Linked DNA regions of Homo sapiens: region 2 is linked to region 1. Evidence: chromatin contacts called from ENCODE Hi-C or POLR2A ChIA-PET data. All regions are on one chromosome and are shown on one strand. Each heading gives the region's core, a stretch centred on a gene start or an enhancer-like site at or near the end of the contact. The rest is flanking DNA. Distances are from core to core; before and after follow the strand shown. Region 1 holds the start of GLUD2 (glutamate dehydrogenase 2). Region 2 has its middle 150 kb from the start of GLUD2.

Region 1 (4,686 bases), core at 2,187-4,686:
TGTGGTAGTAGCATCAGGTTGGGTGGGCTCATTCCCAGGACCCTGGGAAGAGTGCTCTGGTGTTAATGGTGGTTTATGGGGCAGGGCAATTCCCAGACCACCTGATGGCATGTTCAGCACTAGTAGGTGGAATCAGGCTGAGTAGGCCTGTCCTCGGGTCCCTTTTTTTTGTTGGCAATTTTTTGATTACCATTTCAATTTTGCTGCTTGTTCAGAGATTCTGTTCAGAGATTCTGTATCTTGCTAGTTTAATCTAGGAGGGTTGTATATTTCCAGGAATTCATCCATCTTTTCTAGGTTTTCTAGTTTATGCTCATAAAGGTGTTCATAGTAGCCTTAAATGATCTTTTTTATTTCTGTGGTATCAGTTGTAATCTCCTGTTTTATTTCTAATTGAGCTTATTTGGATCTTCTCTCTTCTTTTCTTGGTTATCTCACTAATGATCTGTCAATTTTATTTATCTTTACAAAGAACAAGCCTTTTGTTTCATTTATCTTTTGTAATTTTTGTTTGTTTCAATTTCATTTAGTTCTTCTCCGATTTTTCTTATATCCTTTCTTCTGCTAAGTTTGGGTTTGGATTGTTCTTTCTCCAGTTCCGTGAGGTGTGACCTTGGATTGTCTATTTGTGCTCTTTCAGACTTTTTGATGTAGGTATTTAGTGCTATGAACTTTCCTCTTAGCACAGCTTTTGCTGTATCCCAGAGGTTTTGATAGGTTGTGTCACAATTATCGTATTGTACAGTTCAAAGAATTGCAAAAATATAGAACCAGCCCAAATGCCCATCAATCAATGAGTGGATAAAGAAAATGTGATATATATATATCCCATAGAATATTACTTAGCCATACAAAGGAATGAAATAGTGGCATTCACAGCAACCTGGGTGGAATTGGAAACTATTATTCTAAGTGACGTAACTCGGGAATGGAAAGCCAAACATTGTACGTTCTCACTCATAATTGGGATCTAAGCTATGAGGATGCAAAGGCATAAGAATGATACACTGGACTTTGGGGACTTGGGGGAATGGGTGGGTGGTGGCAAGGAATAAAAGACTACATGTTGGGAACAGGGTGCACTGCTCAGGTGATGGGTGCACCAAAATCTCAGAAATCATGACTAAGTAACTTATTCATGTAACCAAACACCACTCGTTCCCCCAAAACCTATTGAAATTAAAAAAAAAACAAAACACATGCACACGAATGTTCATTGCAGTACTATTCAGAATAGCAAAGACATGGAGTCAACCTAAATGCTCATCAATGACAGATTGTCCAAAGAAAATGTGATACATATACACCACGGAATACTATGCAGCCATAAAAAAGAATGAGACTCTGTTATTTGCAGGAACATGGATGGAGCTGCAGGCCACTATTCTTAGCATATTTACCCAGGAACAGAAAACCAAATATTGCATGTTCTCACTTATAAATGGGTGCTAAATGATGAGAACTCATGGACACAAAGAGGGGAGCAACAAACACTGGGACCTACCAGAGGGAGGAGGGTGGGAGGAAGAAGATCAGAAAACATAACAATTGGACTAGGCTTAGTACCTGGGTGACTAAAAAATCTGTACAACAAATTTCTGTGTCATGAGTTTACCTATATAACAAACCTACATGTGTACCCCTGAACATAAATAAAAGATTTTAAAAATTTAACTGATTATATGTTTAATGTTTATTTTTGGGCTATTCTATTTCATTTGTTTATGTCTGTCCTTATGCTGGTACCACGCTATTTTGATTACTTCAGGTTTGTTGTAAGTTTTGAAATCAGGAAATTTGAATCATCCAACATTGTTCTTTTTCAAAATTATTTTGAGTACTCTGAGCCCCTTGAAATTCCATATATATTTTAGAATAGACTTTTTTATTTATACCAAAAACATCATTGGGATCCTGATCGGGATTGCTTTAAATCTATAGATCACTTTTGTGAAGTATTATCCATTTTAATAATTGTAAGTTTTCTAATTCATGAACATAGAATGTCTTCTCATTACTTATGCCTCCTTCAATTTCTTTCAGCAATGTTTTGTATTTTGCAATGTACAAGTCTTTTGCCTCACTGGTTAAATTTATTCCTAAGTACTTTACTCTTCTTGATAGTATTGTAAATTGAATTGTTTTATTAGTTCCCTTTTTAGATATTTACTTCATAGCATATAGGAATGTAGCTGATATTTTTGTGTTTATTTTGTATTCAGCAACTTTGTTGAATTTGTATATTACCTCTGTGTATGTGTTTGTCTCCCTCTCTCTCCCTCTGTATAATATTTGGCGTTTGCTACACATAAGGTCATGCCATACGTGAACAGAGGTAATTTTACTTTTTTTCTGTTTTTTTTTCTTTCTTGCCTAATTCCTCTGATTAGAACTTCTAATACTATGTTGAATAAAAATGGCAAATGTAGGCATCTTTGCCTTGTTCTTCATAATAAGACATCCTGTGATTTTTAACATGCATTATGTTGTATGTTTTGGCAGCATTGTTGTTTTTCTTGCAAATAATTTAATAGTTTAACTCAAAGCTTCTAGGATGCTTTCATGTTGTTAGGTGAATCATTCCATGACTGCCGAATAAGGAATTTTCCAAGTGAATCTCAGAAATTTGTGTTTTAATAAGTGCTTCAGGTGATTCTGTTGCATACTCAAGTTTGAGAACCATTGTCCAAGGGGCAAAAGCTGCCATTGCCAATTGCTCTTTTTTATCTGAGAGGGGGCAGGATCCTCCTGGTCCACTGCTTGTGGATGCAACTTATTAAATGAAATAAGGCCATGAGTACTCTAGGGCCCAATCTCTGCTTTTTGTTTTGTTCACTCCTGTTTAAAATTTCACTCAGGGCTCTCTTTGGAAGAATTGCACTTACCTTTGCCATCCGGGGCTGAGGTTTCATTTTCTTTGGTTATTCCCCAGGCCAGTACCATTTGCTTTTTACTTTCCAGAAGTTCTGTAAAGATTGTTGATGGTACCCTTTCTTAGCTTTTTTTTTTTTTTTTGGTCTTGATATAGTCCTATTCTTCTAAAAAATCTTTTCATTTGTCTCCGTCAGACTTTGATGGAGAGGAGGGGAGATATTGTTTACATTTGTTAAAAATGGCTTTTAAGTTAAATTCTAACTAAGGGTCTATTAGGAAATAAAATTGCCTTCTGACTCCTTTTGATTTATTTTGCAGAATTGCATATATCCAAAGCTCTGGGTAATTATTAAACATTAGAAGTATAGAACAAACAGGCCAGCCAGGCCCGGCGAGGCCGCGGCGGGTCCGGCGCCCCGGACCTCCGGACCCGGAGGTCCGGCGCCCTGGTTGGCGCCCTGCCCCCAAAGTCCGTCCTCCCCGTTAGGTGGCGCCCAAGGGGAGGGGACAGCCGGGCAGGCAGGAAGCTGCGGCTTAAAAGGGCAACCCGCGCCGGACCCTTCCTTCCTAGTCGCGGGGAGTCTGAGAAAGCGCACCTGTTCCGCGACCGTCACGCACCCCTCCTCCGCCTGCCGCGATGTACCGCTACCTGGCCAAAGCGCTGCTGCCGTCCCGGGCCGGGCCCGCTGCCCTGGGCTCCGCGGCCAACCACTCGGCCGCGTTGCTGGGCCGGGGCCGCGGACAGCCCGCCGCCGCCTCGCAGCCGGGGCTCGCATTGGCCGCCCGGCGCCACTACAGCGAGTTGGTGGCCGACCGCGAGGACGACCCCAACTTCTTCAAGATGGTGGAGGGCTTCTTCGATCGCGGCGCCAGCATCGTGGAGGACAAGTTGGTGAAGGACCTGAGGACCCAGGAAAGCGAGGAGCAGAAGCGGAACCGGGTGCGCGGCATCCTGCGGATCATCAAGCCCTGCAACCATGTGCTGAGTCTCTCCTTCCCCATCCGGCGCGACGACGGCTCCTGGGAGGTCATCGAAGGCTACCGGGCCCAGCACAGCCAGCACCGCACGCCCTGCAAGGGAGGTATCCGTTACAGCACTGATGTGAGTGTAGATGAAGTAAAAGCTTTGGCTTCTCTGATGACATACAAGTGTGCAGTGGTTGATGTGCCGTTTGGGGGTGCTAAAGCTGGTGTTAAGATCAATCCCAAGAACTATACCGAAAATGAATTGGAAAAGATCACAAGGAGGTTCACCATGGAGCTAGCAAAGAAGGGCTTTATTGGTCCTGGCGTTGATGTGCCTGCTCCAGACATGAACACAGGTGAGCGGGAGATGTCCTGGATTGCTGATACCTATGCCAGCACCATAGGGCACTATGATATTAATGCACACGCCTGTGTTACTGGTAAACCCATCAGCCAAGGGGGAATCCATGGACGCATCTCTGCTACTGGCCGTGGTGTCTTCCATGGGATTGAAAACTTCATCAATGAAGCTTCTTACATGAGCATTTTAGGAATGACACCAGGGTTTAGAGATAAAACATTTGTTGTTCAGGGATTTGGTAATGTGGGCCTACACTCTATGAGATATTTACATCGTTTTGGTGCTAAATGTATTGCTGTTGGTGAGTCTGATGGGAGTATATGGAATCCAGATGGTATTGACCCAAAGGAACTGGAAGACTTCAAATTGCAACATGGGTCCATTCTGGGCTTCCCCAAGGCAAAGCCCTATGAAGGAAGCATCTTGGAGGTCGACTGTGACATACTGATCCCAGCTGCCACTGAGAAGCAGTTGACCAAATCCAA
Region 2 (4,686 bases), core at 645-3,144, 150 kb after region 1:
GGTAGCAGGACACTATGATGTAGAAACCATTATACTGAAGGGGGCTGGTCTGAGTCTGGCCATGGGCACAGAAAATAAATAGAGGAAATGAAGACAAAGTTCCCGTGCCAGCATTGCTTATGGTTCTGACTTCCTCTCCATTACCTTTATGCTCTAGATTACTGAGCCAGAAACTAGCTTACGCTATGTGGGTTTGGAGGTGTGAGTGTGATATTTATGGGTATTTTTTTTGTGTGTATGTACATGGGTATGTGTTGGGATGGGGGAAGAAGAAGAAAGAAGTATCCAAAATCTCACTACCCTGAGATAGCCACTTTTAGGATGGCTTATTTTGTGTGGCTTATTTTGTGTATACATATATACCTAGGTAACTTTTCACAAATGGCATCATTGTCTAATGCTTGCTCTATTGTTAAGGACAATTTTGGGGGAAGTTGTCCTCCCCTCTTCTTTTCTTCCTTCTAATTTATACTTCCCCAAGGTAACCAGAGTTAATAGCCTGGTGCATATCCTTCTGTACATTTTTCTAAAGTCCCTTCATCTGTTTCAAACACACACACACACACACACACACACACACACACACACACACACGGCTTTTGTTTGGACATTATTTAAAAATGTGATTATTATATAATACATTTTTTCTATATCTTTTAATCAGTACCTAGTGGAATTTGCGTAAATTCCACAGTTGTTCTCTTAGTGGTAGCATAATAGCTCATGATATGAACGTATCACAGTTTATTCAATCATTTCCATATTAATGGGCATTTATTGGATTTCTAGCTTGTCACAATCACCATAGATACTGCAGTAACTATTCTTTTTTATTTTTCAGTTTAAACCATATTAAATTGCTGTTTTGTATGTCAAAAAGTCAACTTTGAACAAAAAAATGATACTGGCATGTAAAAAATAAATCAGCAGCAGTATGATCAGTTTTGAGAATGCAGAAATAAAATCAGAAATTTTTGATGCAACCCAAAGCTCTCCTAGAATGCAGAGGAAAAGAACAAGGAGATAAAAATAACAAGAAAATCAATAATAAATATAATGGGCCAGTGAATGTAGAACCAACATATTGAAAGGAGTAAACTAGCTTGCTTTAGGTAGACAGCAAGGGAAGGGTCCCAGAAGAGCCCCCCAGCCCATGGGTCAGTGCCTCATCCCCACATAACATAAAAAGCAGCCTGGGAAAATAATTCAAGCTGCAGGCACCGATAAGGGAACTAGGACAGGGTGTTGTGCCTGAAGACATGCCCATGGCTGCACAGATAGAACAACCTCCTGCCCGTTTGGATAAAACTTACACAGAACCTCCAGCTCACTCAGATAAGGGAACAAGGCCTGGCATCCAAATGCCAGGACAAAGGTCCTTTGTATAGTCAGCAGGTTCCCAGGAAAAGTTTCTTCTCCTTTTGTGGGCATGGGCACGGTGGGCTCTGGTGGGTTTAGGTGGGCACTCTACTTTCCTTTATTAGAACTATAAGTCCAGGCTGGGCGCGGTGGCTCACGCCTGTAATCCCAGCCCTGTGGGAGGCTGAGCTGGGCAGATCACGAGGTCAGGAGTTCGAGACCAGCCTGGCCAATATGGTGAAACTCCGTCTCTACTAAAAAATATACAAAAATTAGCTGGGTGTGGTGGCGCGTGCCTGTAGTCCCAGCTGCTCAGGAGGCTGAGGCAGGAGAATCACTTGAACCCAGTAGGCAGAGGTTGCAGTGAGCCAAGATTGCGCCACTGCACTCCAGCCTGGGCAGCAGAGTGAGACACCGTTTCAAAACAAAACAAAAACAGAAACAAAAACCGAAAGAAACTGTAAGTCCAGCTTCTATGAATCATCACCTCAGCTCCGGATTGGTTCCAGGCCAAGGTCCCGGGCCAAACTTTCACGTCAGCTTGTGATAGGCCCTGGGGCAAGCTAAGCAGCATCTGTGAATCATCATTTCGGCTTCTGATTGGTCCCCTGCCAAAGTCCCGGGCCAGGCTGAGTCACGGGTTCGCCAAGACAGCCCACAGACTAAGCACATTTCTTCTCTTTTCCGGTCCATAAAATCCCCAGAATGGGCCCCACAGTGAGTATTCCTGTTCAGGACTCTCCTCTCTACTGACAGAGAGCTTTCTTCTTTCACTTATTAAGCTTTCGCTCTAAGCTCACTTTTGTGTCCGCGCTCCTTAATCGTCTTGGAGGTAGGACAAAGAGGCGTTATCTCAGACAGACAATGACGGACTATTTCAATATGGCTTATCTATATATCTGAAAGACAAGAATAAATGCAATAGAAGCAATAATAGAAGAAAACATCTATAAAATTAAGAAACAGCTGAATCTGCAGATCAAAAGGTATCAGTGAAACTAGTAAGATATGACTGATATCTATATAATCCTGATGAATGTTCTGAATTTCAAGGATAAAGAAAAAACTTCTATAAGTATCTAGTCAAAGAAAGAGACAACAAAAACCAAAAACTGGGTACCTCTAAAGAAAAAAATGGGATATCCTTAGAATTTTCCATAGTGTTAAATGTCAGAAGACAAATAGTGGAACATTTACATTTTTGATGGGAAAATGTTTTGACCAAGGAGTTCTCTACCCTGACAGTGCAACATAAAGATATTTTCAGAAACGCAAGAGCTCAGAGAATATACCCTCTATAGAACCCTTGGGAAATGAGGTGGGGAGATGCAAAATAAATTCTCAAAGCATCTTGTAAACAATAAAAAGTAAAGACCTTAAGAATATAGACTATGTTATAAAAAGAATTATGTGTGCATTGAATCTATTTGAATGTAGAATTAGTCTAAATAGTATAGATAAGGTTACAAAACAGAATGGATATATTAATTCTTGAAAGGGTAGACAACATAATTTTAAATATACAAAAACCGGACTAAAATCTCATACTATGCCACCATTACCTGGGAGATAGAGGGGTGGGGTAGGAAAGTAGAGGAGGTATGAGAGAGAGAGTTTCAAGGAGAAATATAAATTCATTTATTTTAAATTTTGGGGTAACCTCTTACAGAATTAAAACTAGAAAGTATACTTTACAAATGACTCCAGCAAAAAAAAAAACACATTAAAAATTAGGAAGAAAGCATAATGCAAATAGAACAATTAAAGAAAGACCAATAAATGCCAGTAAACGTGTGTGGGTTAAACATTCCTATTATAAGACAAAGATTCTCAGATTGAATTAGAAAACAAGGTTCAACTGTAGTTTCTGTGGTTTATAAAAGACATATCTAAAAGTGACTGTTAAAGGTGAAAAGCAGAAAGACTATATATACACAAACTGTATATATAAACTATGTATACTGAGTACATATACATGCGTGAATATATACTGAGTACATATACATGCGTGAATATATACTGAGTACATATACATGCGTGAATATATACTGAGTACATATACATGCGTGAATATATACTGAGTACATATACATGCGTGAATATATACTGAGTACATATACATGCGTGAATATATACTGAGTACATATACATGCGTGAATATATACTGAGTACATATACATGCGTGAATATATAGTGAGTACATATACATGCGTGAATATATAGTGAGTACATATACATGCGTGAATATATAGTGAGTACATATACATGCGTGTATATAGTGAGTACATATACATGCGTGAATATATACTGAGTACATATACATGCGTGAATATATACTGAGTACATATACATGCGTGAATATATACTGAGTATATATACATGCGTGAATATATACTGAGTATATACATGCGTGAATATATACTGAGTATATATACATGCTTGAATATATACTGAGTATGTATACATGCATGAATATATACTGAGTATATATGTATGAATATATACTGAGTATATATACATGTATGAATATACTGTATTTACTTAGTTTATATATATATACATGTAGAGAGATGGAGAGATAGGTAAATATATCTAAATATATCAGCAATTTGAAGCAGAAAAAAAGCATAATATTCTAGACAAAGTGGAATCCAAGGCAACCACATTAATAAGATAAGGCTTTTCATTTATTACTGATTAACTATGGCCATCCAATCAGGTAGTCACTAGCTGCATATGACTATTTGAAATTATTTTATTTTATATTTTAATTTCAACAACTTTAGAGGTATAAGTGGTGTTTGGTTACACAGATGAATTGTACAGTGGTGAAGAATGGGATTTTAATGTACCCATCAATTCAGTTCTGTACATTGTACCCAATAAGTAGTTTTTTGTCCTTCCTCCACCTCCTACATTTCCCCTTCTGAGTCTCCAATGTGCATTAATACCAGTCTGTATGCCTTTGCATATCTGTAGCTTAGGTCCCACTTATAAGTAAGAACATGTGGTATTTGGTTTTCGATTATTGAGTTACTTCACTTAGAATCATGGCCTCCAGTTCCATCCAAGTTGCTGTAAAAGACATTATTTCATTCTTTATCATGAGTGACTAGTATTCCATGGTGTATATGTGTATGTGTGTACATATATATATATATATATATATATATATATATATATATATATGCACCACATTTTCTTTATCCACTAATTGGTTGATGGGCACTGAGGTTGACTACATATCTTTGCAATTGTGAATTGTGCTGTAATAAATATACATGTATAAGAGTTTTTTTTGATATAGTGACTTCTTTTCCTTTGGGA

What was found. Hi-C counts contacts between places; a loop is a spot of excess contacts on that map. ChIA-PET counts read pairs that join two places held with the same protein, here RNA polymerase II (POLR2A). Pooled maps may share reads with other maps.
Region 2: a map of K562 shows a loop between it and region 1 (6-fold over the local background). The contact joins the enhancer-like site here to the promoter of GLUD2 in region 1. A Hi-C loop is called at or near these places in 1 of 168 maps with a recorded cell type or tissue (K562) and 1 of 50 pooled maps. POLR2A ChIA-PET finds 5 or more read pairs at or near these places in 1 of 52 experiments (K562).

The regions. Positions count from the first base shown.
Region 1 is chrX:121,044,174-121,048,859 of GRCh38, forward strand. It overlaps GLUD2 (glutamate dehydrogenase 2), which reads left to right and starts at 3,437. Exons shown (of 1, transcript NM_012084.4): 1 at 3,437-4,686. The coding sequence starts at 3,512. It overlaps LOC105373328 (a long non-coding RNA gene), which reads right to left and starts at 3,301. Exons shown (of 4, transcript XR_938572.4): 1 at 2,886-3,301.
Region 2 is chrX:121,195,782-121,200,467 of GRCh38, forward strand. No RefSeq gene overlaps it. Among named protein-coding and RNA genes, the nearest start is that of GLUD2, 150 kb to the left of the region's middle. RefSeq lists an enhancer at 1,418-2,617. Within about 2 kb of position 1,895, at least 3 of the 41 ENCODE cell types and tissues checked have a DNase peak (open chromatin) inside an H3K27ac peak, as active enhancers do.